2 separate regions of the Homo sapiens genome follow, and region 1 is linked to region 2. Evidence: chromatin contacts called from ENCODE Hi-C or POLR2A ChIA-PET data. All regions are on one chromosome and are shown on one strand. Each heading gives the region's core, a stretch centred on a gene start or an enhancer-like site at or near the end of the contact. The rest is flanking DNA. Distances are from core to core; before and after follow the strand shown.

Region 1 (3,936 bases), core at 873-3,372, 40 kb before region 2:
TACCATCTTAATGATGGTACTCTCTTCCTCTTATTGAAAGAATCCACTAATAATCTCGGTTAAGCAAGCTATTGTCACAAAAATGGAGTATGAAAACATCCACACAGATGGTTTGCTTTGAATTTTCTTAATTTTAAATATTAGATTTGAAACATACCAAACAAAAAAACCCAACTGCATTGTAATAATAGAGTTTCTCTTCTGTTTTTTACATAGCTATCCATTTAAGAAAGACATTTATCCAAGAAATTCCTGTGCTGAGTATAGGGCTTAATCTCACACACAGACTTTCCCACATTTGATCCTGAATAGGCTGCTGAATGATAAGGTGATAAGATGAACAAAGCAACACCAGCAGGTTGTTTTTCTTTTTTTCTCTCTCTCCTTTTTAAAGGAACAATAGGTTTTTTGTGTGGGTCTCCAAATGACAAAATAGCTTACTAAAAAATGCAGGTTTGAAACTAGTTGAGGTTTCATTGCAGTTTAAAAGTCCTTTCCAAGCTTAGATTAATGCATTGATAATTGAAAACTATCTGGACACATTATATGTTCTAGATATTAATCTGAGGCTTTCATGAGTATCTACACCTTCAGACCTCCACATTACCTAAGCTCCCTAAATCCTTTCTGGAAGAAGGCAGGGAATAAATACACCCATTGGTTAAATTAAATTAAATTTAATACAGTTGTTTCACATTTTTTGCGATGGCTTTCAATCTAGAGTATCTGTTCCTCTTACCTACTCAGCCTCATTAAAGATGCAACTGCCTAACAGCTTCATAAGAGCTGTGTTATAATCTGAATTCAATGATTTTTTAGGGCAGTGTGAAATAACTTCAAGGATAATTTTACAACACAATGAGCCAAAGGCATTAATTTCATTTTGCTGCTGTTTTTTTTTTCTATTTAAAAAGATGGAATTTGCTTTTTCTGGAGAGATGTCTACCATAAGATGGTTTGCTTACAGTTATGTTCATGTGAACATAAACATCTCCCAGCCACAGAATTTCACACGGAAATCAAAGAAAGGAAGGCTCTGCTGTTAAGGCTAATGTTTGTCATCACATAAACTACCAGAGACATCAGCCAATACCAATGGCAATGGGTTGTCTGTGACTTAATACCATTTTATTGACCACTGAGGGCAGAGTTTAAGCACTTCCAGTACATGAGTGCACTGGGGATATACAATTGTCCTGAACACTTAATTGAGTGTCTTTCCCTGGAATTTGTTTGAAGTGAGTCTCCAAGGCTCGAAACTTCTGGGCCTAGCTCTCATGTGCTTATGAGACCAGGTGTGCTTTATGAAAAGATATAGCTAGCCTCTGGCTTGTCTTTTTTCCTATCCTGCTTCTTTTTAAATCTTCTTTATTCTGCTGTAGTTTTTTTTTTTTCCCTTGCATTAAGGTTTATGAGAACCATTATCATGGAATATAATTTTAAATTTCAAAGAAGACTCGGATTTGAAAGTAGCTTTATGATTTCCCCTACACTTTGGTCTGGGTGGTGATTGTATTCAATTGGGCTTTCATGGAAATACTATCATTAAAAACTCATGGTCTCTAGAGACAGGATTTGGAAATGCAACTCAAGCCTTTCTGATTAAGGTTATGAGAACTCCCACTTGTTTGCAATAGCTTTGTTTTGCTTTTGATTTATAAGAACTCCCAGCTAATGATCCTGATTTGGAGCTAAAGAAATTCTAAATTAAAATTGTAAAGGAACTAGATGAGTCTCAAAAAACATTCACATAGCAAATAAATTTATGTCCTCACCCCTGGCAGTGCACAATCTCTCAAACATTCCTCCATATTTTTCTAGTAGAGACAGGGTTTTGCCATGTTGGCCAGCGTGGTCTCAAATTCCTGGCCTCATGTGATCCGCCTTCCTTGTCATCCCAAAGTGCTGGGATTACAGGTGAGAGCCACCGTGCCCTGGCTTGTTTCTCTGTATTTTTCTATCCTTTTTTGATTTGATTCACTGCTTCCTCTTTCTCTCCCTCTTTACCCTCAGGCGGCCTGGCTATTCAGCTGGGCTCTAGAATCTTCATCTGCTTCCTTTCATTCTTTCTTTCAGGATCCTGCAGGTCTTTAGTTCTTTTCCTCTGTCCTGCCACTAATTTATCTTGACTTTTCTGTCACGTGATCCTCCTCTGGGCCACTCCATCATCCTTCTGTTCATTTCCTTTGACCTGAATCTTGGGGGACTTATTTTTTCCCCTGCCTTCTTGTTCATTCTGTGAGTCAGAAGTCACCTCTTAACCTTGGATGGTTTTTTGTTTTTGTTTTGTTTTTCTGAAATTAGTTCAAATCTGGACAAATCTTTTTTTCTGGAACTCTCAGAGCAAGAATTTCCTGGCCTCTGCAAACATCAGAGCATAGCATCCTATTTTTCAAGAAGAGATTGTTTTGGTTTAAGGATAATAACTGAACATGACCCTCCCCACTATAAGCTGTGAAAAATAGATCAATAGGTATAGGAGGCAGATAAGAAATCAATATATCATCTAGTGATAAATATTGATGTTTATGGATAAATCCCGACTAGACACCCTGGCTTGGCCTATGGTCAGGGCCAAGTTTCCATCTTAACATCTCCCTGCTACACCTACTATGTGCTTTGCTGAAGTGGTGCAAGGGTGAATGGAGCACTAGCATAGGGAAACAAATCCCTGGAAAAAGTGGTCCCTGCCTTCAAAAATGTCACTAGACTTTCCAGGTGGTTCTTTTTCATTAAAATAACAATAATTTTTCTTTTACTGTTAAAAAATACAATAAAATAAAATAATAAAATAAAATCTTCCTTCTAGTCATGGGTGGAGTAGCTGAAAAACCAAATGTGGAGAACTTTCCCCAGGTGTCTCACAGCTTGCAGAAAGAAAGAATATTGGTCTGCTGGGAACTCTTGTTTTTCAGCCTATGCAGTATTCTTCACATATTATTCCCTCTGGGGAACATCAGGGCTAATGCAAGTACACAGTTCAGGCTAATGCTCAGTCCCTTATTTTATCCATTAAATTAAATCATGTGTAGGAATTAATTTAATCTATCTTTAAATCTAGTTCATCAAAATATTTTAAATAAAATTCTGACTGAACATCTGGTAACTTTCTGAGCACCAAGGACACAAAAAATAAATTGGACATGGACACTGACTATGGCCAACATGATATAGATGAATGAAAATTATTCATACATAACTACATGCGGAAATATTATTACTTACATGAGGGAATATTATTATCTAAGGGTCTGATATGAAAAGTCCTCATGAGGCAGGGCCATCTTTGGTACGTGCTATGATAAATCTAGTTAGGCAGAATAGACAAGTTTTGTAGAGCCTGAAGCTTATAGAATTTGGAGAATTCTCTTTTTGAGAGAATATAAAATTCTGAATTCAAAATCAGTCTCAAAAGCAAATATCTAGAGTGAGGATAGAAACCACAAGAAAATTGCCAGAGGCTTGGAGATGCAGGCCCCTGGCTTCTGAGATTTCTTGAGGTATTTTCACCTTGTTTCCCAAATCTACGTAGAAGACTCTATAGCTCCCAGTGACTTGCAGAACTCACAGGAATGTGAAACTGGGGTCTGAAACTTAAGCTTCAATGGCTTCAGGGTAAAATTATTTTGGGGCAAATTTCCAGAGCTTTGAGGTTGGTTGGACCATTCCTTCAAATAATAGAGGTGACTGCGAAAAGGGGGCAGGCCATGGAAGAGCTTTATACAGGGTGCTGTGACTGCTTCCTATACCACCACAAATCTTCAGGGAAAATGACATAAACCACATTAGGCCCATTGTAATTGTGTTTTTTATGGAAATGGGCGAAAAAATTAGTTTTGCATCTTGGTTGGTGTGGGATCAAAACAGAATTAAGAGGTGTATTAAAACATAAGTTAACTATATTGCAATATCTTAAATGCATGATAGACATAAAGC
Region 2 (4,014 bases), core at 481-2,980:
CTTCTTTGAACAGGTTCCTTATTTGTTTCAAATTTTGGAAGTCCTGCTTAGCCTCCACATAGCTCTGTTTTAGGCATAAAGAGAGAGAGAGAGAGAGAGAGAGAGAGAGAGAGAAAGAGAGAGAGAGAGAGAGAGTAGTTCTAGTTACAGTGTTTTCAGGTGTGAGTCAGATATCTCAATGATATCTGTCTGTTAAAATCCAGATGACACATGTCAAGCTCTGCAAGTGGTCCCATCAAAGTGTCTCTCATTTTGTTTGCATTAAGGAAGAAACAAACTTATCGGAAAGGTGAGGCATGAAGACGAAGATGCTTCCTAAATTGACAACGCCCTCTAGAAAGATCCCCACTGCCAAGTTCTTTAAAGTCTCTCTTGATAAGCTGGAGGCTGCCAATGTGATAACTTGGGTAGAACCTCTTAGTGTATCCTTTTATAGGCAAGCTACCATCTGGTTTTAGAAGGTGAGCTTCCTTGGCACCAAGTGTATTGGGCCTCTTCTGATATACCTAGACAAGAGGGAATGCCCCATTTAACATTCCATTGTACATGATTTCATATACTCAATCCACACTAACATCTTTTATGAGAAACATAGTAAATAGCAAGAGGAACCAAAGCTGAAATAAGAACTAGCCATGGATACAACCGCTGAGACTTAGTCGTGTTATTTATAATGCATAAGACCTGTGAAATAAGGAAGAAAAGACTGAAAGTATTAGTTGTATGCACCATTTGCTAGCTTCATGGTGAGTTTTATAGCCATTAGAATGTGGACAAAGATTGAACTGCTCTTGTAAAAGGCTCCCTTTGCTCTACTGTCTATTTTGCTTCATGGCCATCAGAAAAAAAGTTAATTTTCCCTGTAAATACTTATCTGTGCTCAGGGCTTGCACTTGTCCTTTGGCTTTCGTTGTGTTTGACCTCTACCACTATACCCTTGTTTTGCCAATGGATGTCTGTTGTTAGCTGATTGCTAATGAACCCAAAGATATTAATTACGGCCATCAGCAATGATGCTAGAGAGTTTTTAACTGGAACTCTCAAAAGAGTCTAAAAAAAGAAAAGAAAATGCCATTTATATTGAATGTCAATTCCCTGATCCATGTTCAGAGATCACATGTGTCTTGATAAGATTATGTATCTTATCAAGTTAAAACCCAACTTTCTGTAATGCTTAAACCTTCTCGCAATATCCTAACATAGTGGTTCTTATTCATGGTTGCATGCTGGAATCACTTGAGAAGCATTTATAAAATCCCAGTGCTCAGGCTGCAGTCCCAGGTAACACCCAGGTATTCCAAAGTGCAGCTAAAGTTGAGTCACTGCTAATCATTTTTGTCTGGAATCTAGCCTCTATTCATTCACAGAACATACAACTAAAGCCCTTAAGGAACCACACCCCATCTACATATAGAAGAGACATGGGGAGTACATTGCTTAGGCTATATGTTTGATCTTGCCTGCTCAGTGCCCCTTTAAAAGTTTAAAAATGATGATTAGATTTCATCATGTAAAAAAATCAGGGGTTCTAATGACAAAAATCTCAATGTTCAGTTTCTCTTGAAAATTCAGCTGTTCTGGCAAGAGTAACTTCCTTCTTCCACAACAAGCATCTGGTATCACTAGCAGCAGACCACTTCACAGGTGGCCTGGGCTTTCCAGTTTGCCCACAGGCCTTAACCTGCCTGAGTTCCCCGCCTGGTCCCTACAGGCAGAGTTCTGAGTATCTGCTACCGTCCCGGTTTGAAAAAGTCTCTCAAAGCTTCCTCCTCTTTGCCTCTTCCATTTTCAAATGCCGGAGACTCCAACTTGTGCCAAAGAGCCTTCTTTGATCTGAATGACTCAAGCAATCCCTTAACTCCTGGATTGTTTAAAATGTTATTAGGTTTCTCTCTTCCATTCTCTACCAGCCCATTTTCCCCCTAGAGAGTTTGTTTTGTTCTTTTGCTTTAAAAATGAAAACAAAGTGTGACTACACATGTATTCTCCAAAGACCAGCTCCTCAAGGCTGAGAGCCAGATGCCTGATATATTTTCCATCTAGAGCTGTACATGCAGAGAAAGTCGTCAAAGCAAGGCCATTCTGCTTTTGACCTTCCTAGGGCTGAATGCGCAGCTAGTCAACAGAGGAGCTGAAAATAGAACCCAGGACTTTCAAATCATTGTTCTGCTCACTGGGCTGTGCTTCCTCCCATAAGGACTTGGTCAAACAATGTCCTGTTTGGCAAAAGCAGAAATCATAATCTACGTATGAGAAACTGGATGGTGAAGAAACGCGAGCCCCACCCTCGGAAAAGATGGCACTGTAGTGTAAAGGGAGTGTGAATTTGTTTCTAGCACTGCAGCTTATAAGTTGGATGCACTAAAAAAAAATGTGTTTAGAATCATTGACTCTGTAATGTGTGGCATTTTGAACAAGGAGTTCTTACTGACTGCCGAGAATGAATTTGCTTGACAACCCACAGAAAGGAAATTTAGAACATTAGAAAGGTTATCATGAAAATGACAGAACCTGTAAATAAGACATTCAGGGATGTGGAATCTGGGGGCTGGTTTTTAGCATAGGGTAGCCAGTGTCACGGGAAGGAGCCAGAAGATGGGTAACTCCGTCATTCTTCACTCGGAGTATGTGTGTGACCCATAGAGAGGGCAGAAAGCAGGGCTAAACAACTTCCCCAAACTCTGAGGAAGAGTTCAGAACTCGTGCGTCTGTGCTGTCATTTTGCAAACGACGTACTTCTCTTTTAGGGATCATCTCCCGGGGCTGATTTATAGTGATCTCCTTGAGAGCAGAAACCCTATGGGCCTCATTGCTGTTGCCCCAATGCTTAGCATGTGGCCAATCCCGGGAGACAGCAGAGCAGAGCCTATAGCCAGGCTTTCTGAGTTTGAGTCCCACCTCTACTGTTTCCCAGATGCTAGGCTTTGAACAAGTGACTTTACGTCTCTATGCCTCAATTTCCTCATTTGTAAAGCAGAGATGGTAATAATAGTTCTTACCTCAAAGAGTCATTATAAAAATGAAATGAGTTACTACTTGTGATGTGCTTCGAATAGTACGTGGTACGTAATAAGCATTCCTCAAGTTTAGTTATTATAGGCAATCAATGCATAATTTGTGAACAGATAAATGTTCTAGCAAACAATAATGGCTAGTTATAATAGGCCAGGTGACTTGCTAAGCACTTTACATGAATTATCCGACTTAATTCTAAACACAGGCATGTGAGATCCCCTATCAGTCCATATTACAGAAGAGGCCACTGAGGCAGAAAAGAACTGGGTAACTTAAGCTCGCACAGCTGGCTGAAGTAAATTTATTGTATGACACCACATCTTTCACCACGACTCTGCCAATGAAATATCTATTTTCTAGGAGGAATACTAAGGAAAAAGCTGCTTTATGATATTTGTATGAGTCTCAAGTATAATCATTTATTTACACTTTGAAAGCATTAAAACATATATACACATATGTAAGATGGTGTTGATGACTAATAAACCCATGAGAAATCCCATTTTAGTCTCATTAGCCTGATTTAGCATATCAAAAGGTGTTAAAAATAATAATTAGCTTTAGGAACCAACAAACAAGTAAAACCAGTCACTTTGACACACCAAAATGCAATTTGATATGCAAGAATCACCTACTCAAGATAACAGCCACTAAATAAATGAACAAAAGAGAGTGTTGAGAACTGAGGCACCATAGTCTTTTGCTTATTTCTTTGCTAAGATGTACTTAGCTGTGATACACATTTTTTATTTATTCATGTACTTTATCTCTTTGAATAGTTCCCTCAGCCAGAAATATGAGTAGAAAGGATGAGATGCTTTTTTGCTTCTCAGATATTAGTTGGAATATTCTAGGGTGTCATGGAAAGCAAACCAAACTTGAGGCTGAGAAATGAGGTTTCTGATTCCAGCTTCACTACTAAGTAATTCCCTCGAGAATTTGAAGAAAATTTCTCGTCTACCTGTGCCTCAGATTTCTCTGTCTAAAAATACAGCTTTG

The links. A loop is a pair of places that touch in the nucleus more often than their neighbours do. ChIA-PET counts read pairs that join two places held with the same protein, here RNA polymerase II (POLR2A). Pooled maps may share reads with other maps.
Region 1: a map of B cell shows a loop between it and region 2 (5-fold over the local background). The contact joins two enhancer-like sites. A Hi-C loop is called at or near these places in 2 of 168 maps with a recorded cell type or tissue (B cell and OCI-LY7), 24 of 37 single-sample maps with no recorded cell type and 10 of 50 pooled maps. POLR2A ChIA-PET finds 5 or more read pairs at or near these places in 6 of 52 experiments (AG04450, B cell, GM12878 and 3 more).

Annotation. Positions count from the first base shown.
Region 1 is chr12:92,483,802-92,487,737 of GRCh38, reverse strand. It overlaps LINC02397 (long intergenic non-protein coding RNA 2397), which reads right to left. Exons shown (of 2, transcript NR_144532.1): 2 at 3,791-3,936. Among named protein-coding and RNA genes, the nearest start is that of LINC02397, 19 kb to the right of the region's middle. Within about 2 kb of position 2,122, at least 2 of the 41 ENCODE cell types and tissues checked have a DNase peak (open chromatin) inside an H3K27ac peak, as active enhancers do; they include B cell, where a contact is called at or near this core.
Region 2 is chr12:92,443,612-92,447,625 of GRCh38, reverse strand. No RefSeq gene overlaps it. Among named protein-coding and RNA genes, the nearest start is that of CLLU1-AS1, 13 kb to the right of the region's middle. RefSeq lists enhancers at 364-613, 1,344-1,413, 1,544-1,613, 1,934-2,043. Within about 2 kb of position 1,730, at least 13 of the 41 ENCODE cell types and tissues checked have a DNase peak (open chromatin) inside an H3K27ac peak, as active enhancers do; they include B cell, where a contact is called at or near this core.